Linked DNA regions of Homo sapiens: region 2 is linked to region 1. The links are chromatin loops, found by intact Hi-C in ENCODE. Cell type or tissue: heart right ventricle. All regions are shown on one strand.

The links. Peaks named below come from ENCODE experiments on the same cell type or tissue, not always from the same donor. Only the 100,000 strongest peaks of a DNase experiment are listed, where the experiment ranks them.
Region 2: it touches region 1 in a loop (4-fold over the local background); 20 of 110 quality-filtered maps call a loop at or near these places.

Annotation. Positions count from the first base shown.
Region 1 is chr20:59,219,452-59,227,451 of GRCh38, reverse strand. The region is part of intron 4 of ZNF831 (zinc finger protein 831); the gene reads right to left. Among named protein-coding and RNA genes, the nearest start is that of ZNF831, 60 kb to the right of the region's middle. RefSeq lists a silencer at 4,791-4,860. In heart right ventricle, CTCF peaks have their summits at 4,551 and 4,759 (motif pointing right); DNase peaks (open chromatin) are centred at 4,751, 5,111 and 5,898; H3K4me3 peaks cover 1,991 bases; H3K27ac peaks cover 2,033 bases; H3K27me3 peaks cover 3,116 bases.
Region 2 is chr20:59,051,263-59,059,262 of GRCh38, reverse strand. No RefSeq gene overlaps it. Among named protein-coding and RNA genes, the nearest start is that of SLMO2-ATP5E, 12 kb to the right of the region's middle. In heart right ventricle, a CTCF peak has its summit at 3,790 (motif pointing left); no DNase peak of the experiment used is centred here; H3K27me3 peaks cover 775 bases.

The DNA of each region.
Region 1 (8,000 bases):
CAAATGTTACATCTGAGTCAAGCAAGTGGAGTTGGTCCCATTTCAATCCCTCTAATGAGATCTCAGAGCACCTATGACACTAAGGAGCAGATATGTCTCAGTGTAAGAGATTTTTCCTCCAAAATTTATCTCAGAAAATAGTTCCCTTAAAAATCAAATTCATACAAAGGCTCCCATTTTACAGAGAACTCTCTCAATTACTTCATTTTGAATTACATAATACTGTTTGGGAAGATACATTAGCCTGAAATGACGCCATTCAGTGCTGGTCTGGGTCACTTATAGACATCATCTGAGAAAATTGGTTTAGAAAAAGGTGACGGAAGGGGAACCTTTAACACAAATTTAGTCATTATTCTTGAGCATTTGGGATACAATTATAAGCGAGCACTGGATGCTATTGTAAACAAGTCTCTTAAAGACTGATTTAAAAAGTAAAAGAGAACATGTTTATTTGCTGGAAATTGCAAATAGGCACCTACGGGAGAAATGAAAGTGACTGTCCTAATGTCAGGTGAATGGGTGCTTATGGCTATGGATAGATTTCTATTATGACATTGTACTTGGATTCTAAAAGGACTAAATCTCAAAGAGCTGGGATGAAAGTGAAATGCTACGCTCTGAAAACTCCATTAGATGACTCAAACAAGTGGCTCTGGTGATGATGACAAAGACATTATCAAAGATGCATGCTACAAGTTCAGCTAGAATTGCTTTGCAAAATGTGAGCAGAAAACATAATGTCCCCAAACTAAGATTTTATGTAACACATGATTTAAAGGGACAGAGGCAACTAGATTAATAAACTACAGTAGAAATTTGCCTTTTTCTTCTACATCTTTATATATTTCGGGTTGGCCCCAAAATTTTCAGTCTTTGTGTTGAGAAAATAGGTGATAGCCTTATATCGGGCATGAACGAGAAAGAGCTGCATTTCATGATTTACATATAACTTGGGCTCTTGTGAAAGTGCTTTATTAAAGGGGTACTCTCAAGAAAAATGTGGAGGGAATAAGGGAAGCAGGGAGGGGTAAGAAAAAGATGGGAATGGGTGGAGGCCTGGCCTGGTGGAGAGGGGTTCTAGACAGGACACCAACAGCATCCACTACCAACATCACTTGTAGCACAAAACATGGAGAAGGCAGCTTGCTGGCCAAGCAACTCACTGAGCACCTCTACCCATTAGGAAGCAGGTCAGGTTGTGATCGACATCTGTGCTGTGTGTTCAGCAGCCATGCCCCACCTCAGTTCTCCTTTAGAGAACATCCCTCCTCAATATAAGCTGGGTGACTTATGACCACTCCTTTTCATCTCTTGGAGTGAGCATATTCCACCCACCTGGCCAAGTAGAAGGTTCGGGGCCAGGCATAAGACCCACACTGATGATGGGATTTTGAACAGAAAGTAGGTATAATATAAGCCAGGGCCATGAGGCCACCATGTGCCTAGGGATGAAGGCAACCCAAAGGAACGTCTACTCTGATTTGAAGAGGGATCAACAGAGACCTGGTCACATTGTTTACATCCCTGGATCCAGCTGGAGCTACCCTGGGCTCTTTCATCACATGAGCAAACAAATTCCCTTTTGTGCTTAAACCTTTTTGAGCTGGGTTTTAGTCTCTTTCTACCAAGAATGGTAACCCACACCATTCTCCTAACTCTTACAGACATTGCACGATTTCCCTGATGCCCCAGAGAATGAGATGGGTGAACTCCATGGAGGCCTGCTGGCCCCCACCACCCTCCTAACCATAATAAAGGTTGACTAAAGTTTACCTCACGTCATCTAATGACAGACTTAAAATTCAGAGTTTGATCGTCTGCTCCTGTCCCCTGGAAAACCATCTAATGTGTCTGCATATGAGCCACAGATCATGACTCTGATGAAAGAAGCCAGTCTTTTCTATAAAGAGGCATTTCCAACAGACGTTGATTAATCTAGTTTCTCATCCTTCTAAGCAAAATAATAGAGAAATCATCATTTTCTGCCTTATCAAACTACACAGATGACTGCTTGGTGACTCCACAAATTTATTGAGTAGTGAAACTGGAAGCAAAGAAGAAATATGCCCTGCGTCCTCAGAAGCACTGAAAGACTTGAGCTGTCAGGACCAAAGCAAGTCTTGCTAAACCAGCCGTGGAAAATCCAAGGCGAGATTGGGAAAGGTAAACACAAAACCTAACAAAATAAAAAAGAACAACTTCTTCTTCAAGGAGACTTCCAGAGTAAACCACGTTAAGTGGGTTTTCTTAGCTTTAATGCAGAGTTACTTAAAATTGACCAAAAAATGTTCCCCATTTCTTAAGTTAAAAAAAATATACATGCATTGAACCTATAATGGAATATTACTTAAATGAATCCAGATTAATTGAAATTAAACACAATGGAACACAACAGATATAGACTAATGAAAAGACTAATAAAGAGCTTTTCCCCCACCAGTTAAAAGCATGCAGTATTCTACTCTACAGAATGAAAAAGGAAAAAAAAAAATCACAAAATTTAAAAACCCTACAAATCCAGGAAGCAATTTTTAAAAATATTGTTTTCATATTAAAACATACAAAACCAATTACTTTTCAACCATTCATGCAGGGACTTTTAAAAATCAATAACATATTTAATTTGTTTGGACAAAGATGAATGAGAATACATGTCTTTGGTTCTCAGTATTCTCTCTGGGCTGCCCTTTTGGAATCACTGTAGCAAGTAATTCCTGTTGTTGCTTTCTCGATTAGATTGAACGACTATTAAACCTTCTCTGTTCAACTGTAAAACCTCAACATTTTAAGAAACAATCGAAAGTCAGAGGAATGTGCCTGATTTGCCTCTCAAGAAACAATGTCTAATGCCTAGCAGTTGCCCAGCAAACAGCTACTGAATGCATGGATGCTTGAAGGAGTGAAGCTAGCAGGGCTGGATGAAGTGCAAAGAACAGTCGGATTCGTCAAGGCAATGGGGCAATTAGAGTATATCAGATGATCAGGGCATCAGGGTAAGCCATCAGGAGGGAACAAAAGAAGGCTGGGATGGGACGAGGCAGAAGAGGCGCCCCCCCACCCAGTGCTCTTCTGCCCTAGGGTGCAGGAGAGTGTTGGCCTCCTGGAATACATGAGAAGTCAGCTTGGAAGAGGATGCTACCAAACCACGGATGAGAAGCCCATGGGCACCTCAAAGCACCCAGGCGGCGAGGTACCTGGGCTGGTGAGAAGCCGGGCGTGCAGAGCACGCACTTGTTGGGAGGGGAAGCAGGTCTCCAGGAACAAGAGGAAGTCCCCCCACCCGCCACGCACCATCACATTTCCAAGGTGGCTTCTGAAGGCCTCCTGGTGCGAGGGTACTCAAAGTGGGTGCCCTGCTATATTCTCCCAGGGGGAACGGAAAAGAAGGACGTGTTTCCCCGTAATCCATCCACCCCCAAAAGAGCGCTGGCCACACCGGTTTCAGTGTTTGGCTCCAGTGGCCTGGATGTGGGGGTGGTGGATGACAGGGAGAGATGACTCCTTCCTTCCTCCCTCCTGTCCCGTGGCCTCCTGGCAGCCTTTGAAGTAAAGGTCTCAAACTAGCTGACTGTATTTGGGCCCAGATGGGGTATGTGTGCAAGTGCACGTCCGTGCGTGTATGTGTGTTTAAATTAGCACCCTGTAAAAATTGAGAGATTTTATTTAACGTGAAATCTGGGTTCTGCCTTCCCCGTAGAGCTAGATGAATACCAGCCAGCTGGCCTCACCACACAACAGCCAAGGTTATATGATTCAAAGCACTCTTTCAAATTCTAGATATATTTTGTGTAGTGTTACTATCACCCCCATTTTACAGATGGGGAAACCGAGGCACAGAAGAGCTGAGACACGTCCCTAGGATGACATGACTACAGGTGGTGAAACTCGGCAGCGAGCCCGAGTGCTTTCCTCCGAGGCCCGTTCCCGTAGCCGCTGGAGCACCGCTGCCTCTGCTGGGAGGCTGCTGCCGGCTCGTTCCTCCTGCATCTCTCTGTTAAAACGTTTGCTTATTAACATTTTTCCATGTGCTTTTAAAAAACATGGCTAGTTCTGAAAGAGAACCAGTGTGTCTGCAAGCTGGAGAGGAAGGAACCATCGCACACACTTGGCAAGCGAAGGGTCCGGGAGTCCTGGTCACCGTGCAGCGATTGGGAGCCTGCATTTTGCGGCAGAATCCTGGATTCTGCTTTACATCCCTGCGGACAGAGAGCACCCAATAGAGCCTTCGGCACCTCGTTTTGTCCTTTTTCTTCTTTCACCCCCATCTCTCACCCTGGTCCTGGGAAACTGAAATAATGTCCCCCCTCTGACCTCCTCCAAGGCCCCCTTCCTGCCTCCTCCTGTTATCAGCTGGGGCTCCTGCCTCCCCTCTTCGTGAACATTCTTACTCTTGCATTTCTGGGTGGCGTTTATGTGAGGGCAGTGAAACATCATCCACAGGCTGGGGTCGTCTGGTGCGGGGGCCGTGACGACAGTCGCTTGCTCAGCGGGGGGTCCCAGCCGATTTGCAGAAGCCAAGGAACTAGGATCAAAACCCTGCTCTCCCTTCCTTCGGCTTCAGCCTGCTCCCTTGGTTCTACCACGGAAACCCCTACGAACATAAAATAAATTTGTACCGCCAGGTCCCTGGTGTTCAGAGCAGGTGCCCCTGATTGCACGAGTCTGGGGTCCGCCCGCCTCCCTCCCAGACCGGACTCCAGGCCGTGCTGCGCCGCGGAGCGAGGAGGGAGCCGGGCTTCGGCGGTGCCCGCGATGGGCGCTAGGGGGCCCCCGCGGAGCTTGGAAGGCGGCTTTGCTGTAAATCCCAGCCCTCTGCGCTTTCTTCCGGGTAATAAATTCACAAGGCTTGTTTTTTAACCCCCACCAGAGGTTAAAATAGTTTCATAAAAAGTTTTGGTAAATTCATGGGTAACTTTTGAGGTTATGTGAGGTTGTTGTCACACAAAAAAAAAAAAAGAGAGAGAGAAAAACAGAGCCTTTCTTCTCTGCTCCTGCAAGATTGAGGCTTGGCGCCGGCGGGGGCGGAGGGGGCCCGGGCTTTGTGTTCTTCCAGAAGCATCCACGTGGCTAGGCGGCTCTCCAGGCCCCCGGGCGCCCACCCACCAGGGTAGGGGGGTCTCGGGAGCGCCCAGCCAGGGGTCCGCACCCACCCCGCCGCCCGCCCGGGCACCCTGCAGCCTTCCCGAGGCTTCGCTGAGCTCGACCCCCAGCCCAGCTCAGCCCAGCCCGTGGGGCGAGTGGGGTTCGGGGCTCTGCGTTGATCGCTTCCTGCCATGCCCGTGGGAATAAAGCAAAAGTTACAGCCCCTGAGTAGGGGTTAAAAAGAACTTTATCAGATTGATAAGCTGGGAGACAGGAGGAGGCAGAAAGAAAACAGCGCAGTTAAGGGAGGGGGCGTCGCACATTAACTATGATTCAGACTCCAATGCACTGAGTTCATTTTTCAATCTGCCTTTAGGTAGGGGAAAAAAAATAAGGAAATTATGGAAAATTGAGAAATAAACATCTCTGAGAGTGCTTTGCACCCGGGGGTGCTTAACGAACACTTAATAATTTCAAACGCTAGTACTTAGAAAAATGGCTTTTGTCCGTTCCCGGCACGCCAGGTGCCTCCTAGCAAAACCGGAAAGCTGAAAATGACTGAAAATGATCGCTAATGTCTATGTGGAGGGTGGTACAAAAATCACTTGTTCATGTCCTTTGGAAGTTAAGGAAATAAGCAAGCCAAAATTTTAAGAGTTTTAGCAAGGGAAAAACCTTGGAACTGAGCTTGCATTTCTTTTCCTCAACGTATGAACTTGGGCAAGACTCCTAATTAGGACAGGGCTGGCCACACATCACCTCCTGACCCCACGGGGCCATACTGAAAATTAGATGAGGAAAAACATTTGGAGGAAACTCTCAAAATGCTACTGCAGGAAGCAATGGTTGTTTTTGGAGCAGATTCCCCATGCTCCCTGCCAGCAGCCAGCAGTGGGGTGAGGGCCAGTGTGAACTATTTACCTAGAGGACGATGGGGTCCCTACAAGAGCACAGTATTGCCAGGGAGGCCTCTGGGACGAGTTGGAGCTTGGAGGATTATTCCAGTTTCGTCATTTTCTCAACCTGGAGGGCAAGTCTCACCCCGGCAGGAAGAGCACCATAGGCATGCATGTAGCACAAACTCAAGGGCCCAGAATGTACTCCCGAATCCCTACGAGCTCCCTGCTGGGGAAAGTATGGACCTGCACCATTCACTGCCTCCCTCCTTTGGCTTGAAGACGTCTTGTCCAGACCTGGGGGGAAAATTCAGTGTATGCTCACCCCTGCCACCTCCCAGCCATGATAACCACACACTGTAAAGTCCTTTGTAGTTCACACAGCACTTTCACAGTCACTGTCTCATGTAACTTGAGCCTCTCCTCAATCTCAAGGGCAAATGAGTCAGGTATTCCTGGACAGGCTTCATGGGGTTCTTGGGCACCAGATTAAATGAATTATGGACTCAGAAACTCCAGCCCCATTCTACAGATGAGGACCTGAGACAATGAGAAGGAACAAATTTTGCCCAAAGAACTAGTAAAAGTCAAGACTCAAACCAATTCCTCTAAATCCAGAAAGCAAAATTATTTATCCTGTACCAGCCTTGGCCTCAAAGGAGGCTGAGAGAGAAAGGGAAACGTTAGGCTTTCCAAGGTTAATGGAGTAAGGTGGTTGAGGAGACTTTGGAGTGTCTGGCATCAGAAGGAGCAGATTCTTCTTTAAAAAAAACAATAAAAACAGAATTGTGTTCTCAAATTCTAGCTAGATGTTGAGACCTAACCTCTTTCTCTCTGATTAAAAGGGAGGTTAGGAAGGGGTTTAGGCAAGTGTTAAAGATGGAATCAAAACAAGACTTTCTCCATGGCATGATCAAGAGGCTGGAGAGGGAGTTGAGAGGAGAATCACCTTCCCATTATGAGTCAGTGTCACTGAAGGTTTCTCTCTGTAGCCCCTAAAGTTACTTCTCCCCTAGGTTCCACTCACACCTTAGTTAGAATTAATCCTACAGGCTCATCTGCCTCCAAACCAAAAGGGCCTGGCCCCTTGTGAAGACCAGGCAGCAGGTGGGTGTCGGGGAAACAGACCCCGCAAGGCGCACCTGGTGCCTCCGTGATTTTGTTGAGAGTGAGTCTTGCCTTTTGTGTCCCATTTGTAGCCTGTTGAGTTCCATCCCTGAGATCCTCATTTTTCTTCCTGCCTCATCCACTGATTCTATTTGGCTACTGGTTCCAGCACGTTGCATAGGAAAATTCCAGAACAAAACTCAGGATTCATTTGTGGCCCTCTGCTGAGAAGGGGGTCTTCCAACTCAAATATGAGAACGGTTTTCAGAAAGTCTTTCAAAAGCAGAACCGTCCCCATTTCAGGTGTGGGATTGAAGGTATGAGAGTTTCTCTCCCTCCCTCTCCTCTTTTCTCTCTCTCAACTTTTAACATAAACACATATTTATCTTTAAAATGCCCATATTTCAACCTTCTCCTTCAATGACTATATCGTCCTACCCACCCACCTGCCCACTGAACCCATCATTAGTGCACTACCTATTGTTGCCTTCCCACCTTCTGTCGGCACAGACATCAGAATTCTAATCATGGCACTCCGTTTCTACAGGAATCTATTAGTGATTGCTAAGGGAAACACTTAGCATTTTAGATAAATAAGTACATAGTAGTTAAGTGCTCCATTCCCAGCAGTTTAGAGTATATGGCAAAAATTCTTTATGATCGAGGGATGAAAGAAGGCATGATAAAGAGTGACGGCCTTCGGTTCTCCCACATGCCCTGCTGACATTCCTTTCTGCAGTGGGGGGCCGAATGGAGAAGCCTTTGGGGTGAGCGTCGGAAGCATGCCCCACCCCCTGCTATGCTCCTGTTTATGCTAGCACACTCTCCCCTCTCCGCTCCAGCAGGCCTTGTCAGGATCCCTCATTTGGAAGCTTAATCATATCAGCGAGCTCACCGCACTGCATTTGTAAT
Region 2 (8,000 bases), 170 kb after region 1:
TTTGTTCTGTTTAACATCTTCTGGGGATTTTAATTGAACTTGGGGAAAATTACCATCCTTAGAAAATGTGTTCCCTTGCAGGACACAGCATGTTTCTACCTTCCATCATGTCTTCCTTTGTACTTTTCAGTAAACTGTTCACTGTATTTCATGCATCTATTCCTTATTAAGCTTATTTCTAAGGATTTTCTACTCTTTCTTATTATAATTAATGAAATGTTAATGCGGATACACAGGGATACTATTGATTTCGAAGATTTGTTCTGTATCCAGCAACATTTAGCAGGTTTAGTTACATGTTTTATCACCTGAAAATGAATGTTTTGTCTTGCTGGGTCCATTACATATTCTTATTTCTTAATTTTTGATTTTATTTTATTGAATATACATCTCAAAACAATTTTAAATTAAGGCAGCACCTTAAAAATTTCATTTTGCTTTTAAAGAAATGTCTCTAAGGTTGTCCATTGGCTATAATGTTACTTGGTTTTTATTTATTTATTTATTTATTTATTTATTTTGAGACAGGGTCTCTTTCTGTCACCCAGGCTGGAGTGCAGTGGTGTAATCACAGCTCACTGCAGCCTTGACCTCCTGGGCTCAAGCGATTCTCCTGCCTCAGCCTCCTGAGTCCCAGACTGGGACTACAGGCGCACACCACCACACTCAGCTAATTTTTGTGTGTTTTGTAGAGACAGGTTTTTGCCATGTTGCCCAAGCTGGTCTCAAACTCTTGGGCTCAAGCAATCCTCCCGCCTTTTCCTACCAAAGTGCTGAGATTACAGGCATGAGCCATCATGCCCGGCCTTGATTTAAAAAAAAAAAAAATGGCCAGGCGCAGAGGTTTGTGCCTGTAATCCCAGCACTTTGGGAGGCCGAGGTGGGTGGATCACTGGAGGTCAGGAGTTCGAGACCAGCCTGGCCAGCATGGTAAAACCTAGTCTCTACTAAAAATACAACAATTAGCAGGGTGTGGTGGCAGGCATCTGTAATCCCAGCTACTCAGAGGGCTGAGTCAGGAGAATCACTTGAACCTGGGAGGTGGAGGTTGCAGTGAGCTGAGATCATGTCACTGCACTCCAGCCTGGGTAACAGAGGGAGACCCTGTCTCAAAAAACAAACAAACAAACAAAAACTATTAATATATTAAGAAAATATACCTCTAGCCTTTTTTTAAAAAATGTGTAGTTAGAATGTGTGCTGAATTTTGTCAAACTACTTGTCAACATCTATGGAAATGGCTATGTATGGATTTTCATTTAATTCTCTCATACCATATTACATTTTGTCATTGAACCATCCCTGCATTTCAGGGATACGTTTTACTTCATAATCCAATGTCTTTTTAATGGGTTTCATTTAAGATTTCCCCATCTGTTTTTATGACCTTGGCTAGTTGTTTGGGGTGCTTATCCTTATCGGTAGTATAATAAGTGTTTCTCTGTCAGGAATACTCATTGTAAAACAGTATTATTTATTTCTTTAAAATATTTTTGTAATTATCTGTCAGATTCAGAGCCCTCTTTCTTGAAATCTTAATAGTTCTTTGATGATTTTCTGAATGTATTCCTCTCTTATTAATGTATAAAGATTTTCTTCATCTCGCTTCAACTTTAGAAACTTCTATTTTTGTGTGAAATTACCCATTTCCTTGAGAGCTACAAATACAGTTGCAGAATTATCAACATTGATTTCTTATAATTTTTATGTCTATAGGGTTTCTGTTTCATTTCTAATTTCTACTTTTTATGTTTGGCTTTTTTTTGTTTTGTTTTTCTAAATTAGATTTATCACAGGTTTGTCTATTATCAAAGTTTCAAGGAATCAGCTCTTGCCTTAGTTTACTGTTTATTTTCTTGCCTTCCAATTTATAACTTTTTTATTCTTTTATTGTGTTCTTTTTTCCCTAAGATGTAATATTGAATAATAAATTTACTTTTTCTTTTTCATATTAACAATAAAAATATTTAAAGCTGTCATTAACTTGTTCTCTAAGCATTGACTTTTATAGATCTTGAAATGTAGTATATTGTTATTATTTCCTAAATTGTCTTTATTGAATTCTTTGTTTTCCCATTATCCCAGTTGTTCTTTGAGGGACTACTTTAAAATATTGCAGTAATTTTCAATTTTGTTTGTTTATTCTTAAGGCATTTACTTTCAAATTTTGGTTGTATTTTGGTCACAGTACAGCCTGTAAAACTTCTGGTGATATTTATTCATTTGATCTTATGTAAACTAGCAAGTGATAAGAGTAATAAGTGTTCTCTGAATACTTATAAGGAGAGTATATCAAACTTACAGACTGCAGGATTTTATTTACTTTACCTGTTGTGGTCTTGATTACAAGAAATTTAATGCTGCTCCGTAACTAAATTTTTGTTAGCTTCTACTTGAAGTTCTTCTATCCCTCACTTTTTGTGTTTTGTTGCCATGTTATTTGGTGCATATAAATTCACAATTATTATGTGTTAAGTATGTACTGTATTTATCTTTGTATAACCACCCATTTATTTCACATAATATGTTTTAATTATTTGATAAAATATGATATTATTTGATAAAATAAGATATTATTTGATAATATACAAAAGCTTTTGCTTTCTCATATTTATTATCATTGCTCTATCTTTGTATAAACTTTTAATTTTAGGTTATCTGTGTGACTTTTTATAAGTATGTTATTCAGAGAAAGTGCAACGTTGAAATATCTTTTAGGAGTTCTTTTGAGCATCTGTGCCTTTTAATAGGTCTTCCACATGGTGCTTTTTTTTTAAATTTTAGTTTCATAATTTTTTCTTCTACAAAAGTTTTTAAACTTTTGATTGCATATGATTCACTTTAGTAATCATTTTCATTGCTAATATTTTCCTTTGTTTTAAGCCACTTTATAAGCATTTTTAAGGAACGGAAAGGGAGAAGATCATTGGTACACCCTGTATCATCATTTCAAAAGAGCATAGCATCATCTAATGAAATGTAGGCACCTCTCAGTTTCCAAACTCTACTCTACCACAAATGGCTCTTTTCCTATTCAGATGGTGCTTTCTTTAATTCTATAGTTTTAATTTTCTCTCAGGAAATGCTAATTCTCATTTCATATGTTTTGATACCAGGGCTTATTATTCTGGCGCAATATTTTTAGCTATATTCTTCAAATGTTAACTATGCCAATCAGGTTCCTCTTTGTTTCAAAAATACCATATACAAACCTAATTTTATTTCCCCCTCAATTTCTCTACACAACACCACAGCTCTCTGTACTCTTTAAAATTTCAATAAACTGTGGTATTTTATTAATTCTATTTTATAAAGAGAACTTTGAGAAAATAAAGTTCCAAAAGTGAACTCCTTTTTAATGAGCACTTTATGAAATATGCTTTATCTAAAGGTCACTATTACTCTTCTTTTAATTATACAATTTGTGTCCCCATGGACTATTAAATATCACCTCCATTTTTTACTAGTACTAATACTTTCTCAACTATTGTGATAAAAAATGTGTCATGAATAAATAAGCACAATTTAAACTCTTCTCCATACAGCAATTTCTCAAAAATGTCACACTTACTTGTAACAATTTAATAAACAGCAACATTAAATTAACTCTTATTAAAATCCAGTTTTATAACTGGTGGTATGTGCAGCAATGAGAAATTTCTTAATGTGGGGGATAGAGAGTGGTGAGATGGGCAAAAAAGGGACAAATAGTAAGCAGGACGAAGGACCGTAAGATTAACAAATAAGTGCTATTCTTTATTAGTATCAGAATTTTCAGCATTGGTGCACCCCCTACTGACTGAAGTCCACATAAGGCTGTTTTAAAGTATCATTTAATGCCTGTCATAAATCAACCAAGTTACTTAAGGAGAGTCGTTATTAATTTTCTTCCTAAGTAACTTTTCTGGATCTAGCTGGGCGCGGTGGCTCAAGCCTGTAATCCCAGCACTTCGGGAGGCCGAGGCGGGCGGATCACGAGGTCAGGAGACTGAGACCATCCTGGCTAACACGGTGAAACCCCGTCTCTACTAAAAATACAAAAAATTAGCCGGGCGTGGTGGCGGGCGCCTGTAGTCCCAGCTACTCGGGAGGCTGAGGCAGGAGAATGGCGTGAACCCGGGAGGCAGAGATTGCAGTGAGCCGAGATGGCGCCACTGCACTCCAGCCTGGGCGACAGAGCGAGACTCTGTCTCAAAAAAAAAAAAAAAAAGAAAAAGAAAAAACTTGCTGAATCTTTACTAGCTATAGAGGAAAACCATAACCTAACAACACAGAACTCAAAGCCGCTCAACACTGAAAGAAATCTCTTGATTATTGAGCAGACATTTGTTAAGCACCTATTAGGAACTTGGAAGGATATAAAGATAACCAACCCAGAGTCCTTACATCTTAAATTCTCATGCAGGAGATAGACCGCTACACAAGCCTCTGACCCTCACCTCTTCTTACCCCTTCTATCTGCCCCTCACCTGGCCTTCCAGAGCACACTACAGTTTCCAAATCAAACTTGCAATGTACTTTCATGTACCCTTCCTATCACCCTCGCTGTTCTTTCTCCCTAGAATTCTCCCACTTCTTCTCCCTCCCCTTAAAACACAAATTCTGTTTCTTCATGATCCAACTAGTGAATCTTTTTCTGAACACTTAAGGTTTTTCCAGCTTTATATTATTACAAACAATTCTGTGACTTAGATCTTGGTCCAAATTTCTGAATTTCCTTAAATTCCTGCATTGAGAATCACAAGGACAAACAGGAATGTTTAAGACTCTTCATAGATATTGCTAAATTGTTCTCCAGAAAGACTGTACCAACTGATACTTTCAATAGAAGTGTATGAAAGTACCTACCTCACTTCATATTCACCAACTTTGAATAAGAGCTATATTTCGATTTGCTAAGTTGATAGGCCAAAAATGGTATATGGTTTTAATGGGCATTTATTTGATCACCAAAGCAGTGGAACATTTTTTCACATTAATCACTTGCATTTTTTCTACCAATTGTCTGTTCATGGTATTTTCATTTTCTAAAGGGTTTTAGTGGGTTTCTAATGGTTATATGAGGATATATATATATATATATATTTTTTTTAATTTAGACGGAGTCTCATTCTATTGCCCAGGCTGGAGTGCAATGGCATGATCTCGGTTCACTGCAACCTCTGCCTCCCAGGTTTGAGCAATTCCCTTGCCTCAGTCTCCCAAGTAGGTGGGATTACAGGCTCATGCTACTACGCTGGCTGATTTTTTTATTTTAGTAGAGACGGGGTTTCACCATGTTAGTCAGGCTCATCTCGAACTCCTGACTTCAAGTGATCTACCCACCTTGGCCTCCCAAAGTGCTGGGATTACAGGCGTGAGCCACGGCACCCAGCCTATATTTTAAGAAAATTAACTCTTAATCCATTACATTTGTGGTAAATATTTTCATACTATATTTTCCTTTTAATGTTTTTGATGTTTTCTATATTTGTGACTCTGTCCCACTTAGGCAATTGAAGCTGTATGAATAACTAGATTTTTAGTATTTCTCTCTTTAGGTAATCTCTGATTGATTTAGATATATAGCCTGAGATAATCCTACTTTCTGTCTTTTCCAAATACTTAACTGGCTGTTTCAGCACCATTTATTTACTAATCTATCCTTTCCCCTTGGATTTGAAATGCCCATTTAAAATACATGCTAAAATGTCATATATGTTAAGGTTGATTTTAAGGGTATCCATTTCTTTCTACCCATTTTTGCTCAGTTTCGCACTACTTTAGCTACTATAGCTACCTAATATGTTGTAATATCTGGTAGATTGAATTCCTCCCTTTACCTTTTCAAAACTTTCCTGGCCACCCTCACCTGTTTGTTCTTCCAAAGAAACATTAGGATCACTCTGTCAGGTTCCAAAACTGTCCTACTGAGATTTCAACTGGAATTTCATTCAACTAATTTAGGGAGAATTGACAGTATCAAAACACTGAATCTCCCTGCCCAGAAGCATGGTATATCATCTTTTATTCAGGTTTCCTGTTACGTTCTTCAGAGAAAATTTATGATTCTCTTCATTTAGATCCTATACATCTCTTGTTAAGATTTCTTGCTAGATATTTCATATTTTTAGGTCCTTTTCTTTTCTTTTTTGAGAAAGTCTCGCTCTGTTGCCTAGGCTGGACTGCAATGATACAATCTCGGCTCACTGCAACCTCCGCCTCCTGGGTTCAGGCGATTCTCCTGCCTCAGCCTCCCAAGTAGCTGGGATTACAGGCACGCACCACCATGCCCGGCTAATTTTTGTATTTTTAGTAGAGATGGGGTTTCAGCATGTTAGCCAGGCAGGTCTCGAATGCCTGACCTCAAGTGATCCACCCACCTTAGCCTCCCAAAGTGCTGGGATTACAGGCGTGAGCCACTGCACTTGGCCTTGAGTTATTTTTGATAGGGTTTTTCTATTATTGTTTATACATGATCACTGCTGGTTTGAAAGAAAGGTGCTGATTTTTGCATTTTTCAGTTAAGTTTGATTAACATTTTAGATTTTGATATTAATTTTTCCAATAAATCACAATTACCCAAGGTAGAATTTTGATAAATATACAACCAATGCTATGTGCTGATTTATCTTGTTAAAAATGTAAATACCTGAATGTATTTTTGCTGAAGGTACCAGTTGGCTGATGTAAGTGACTAAAGCTGTTTGAGGACTAAAGCTTATATGGAATTATATTCAATACCATTTGAAGAAATGAGAAACCGTTGAAACTCCTTCTTAAGGTAGGCTTTTTCTACGTTGTTACTCTGAGTGAATAGACAAGTCAGCAAAGGAAAAAGACTAGAGATGTAGATTATGGTCTTAACTCAATGGATTCCAAAGATTGTCAACATATGGGTTCTAGTGCCTCTGTTTCCCCATCTGGTAGGTGTCTGAGTGTTTGAAAAAAAGGTCTAGGTGAATTTAAGATTCCTTTATGATCTATCAGCCTGCAAGTACTCAGAAACATTCTCATCATTGTTTAACATCACACACAATCCATAAAAGAGGGTGTTTCCTGTTCGAGTTTCTGCCTCACTTTGCAGTCCCTCCTCTTAAGAAAATGTCTTACTTTCTTCTCTTCCCCAGTGGTTTCAGTGCATGCATTTGGCAAATATTTCTGTGATGAAAAATGGAAGTGGAAGGCGCAGGGTGGATTTTGGTACATTTTGACATTAAACAAACTTGCAGCACACAAGTAAAGCTATACGTAAGGGCTGGCTGGTTACTTTCTAATCAATCATTTGGGCACTTTTTCTGATAGGGCCATGCACTGATTTACTAAGGACATATGGCTCAGCATTTTTTTCCTCAGCCTAAGGCCCAAGCAAACAGCTGTTCTCTCAAATGAAGGCAGTTTGGGCTGCGGGCACCTGTCTCCCTCCAGACCTGCTCTGCACAGCCAGCTGGGGAACAACTGCTGCTTCTAGGTGCCCTGGTCTCCCTAGACGTGGCTTTGGGACCCAGAGAGCTGGCAGCGGCACTGCCCAGATTTGGGCACCTGCTGATTCTCTCCCCGTACCCTTGTGTTCTTACTGGATTGGGACCTTCATGTTATGCCTTGCAAGTTCCAAATTCTGGTAAATGTCAGGGCTCATAAACTGTACACACTATATATTGTTGACCCCTTGATGATAAATAAGGCATGGGTTACCTAACACCAGGACTTGGCTTGCTTTCTGTTGATGCCTTTATTCACCCAACAGATGCTTACTGAGCCGTTACTATGTGCCTGGTATTGCGGATATACCTGTGAATGAGACAGACCATCTCTCTGCCTCTTTCTGTCCATGTGCTCTTTCTTACCAGAACTGAAAACATCACAACCCTAGATGCTTGCAGTCCCTTCGATCCTGCTGGGTTTGCCTCATAGTCTAGAATGCTTCAGTTTACTTTACACTTGGTGGGAAAAAACCTTTCGGAAAATTTTTGACATCATTTTGGAGCATCTAAACATGAAGAGGACTGCCTTTCCTCGGA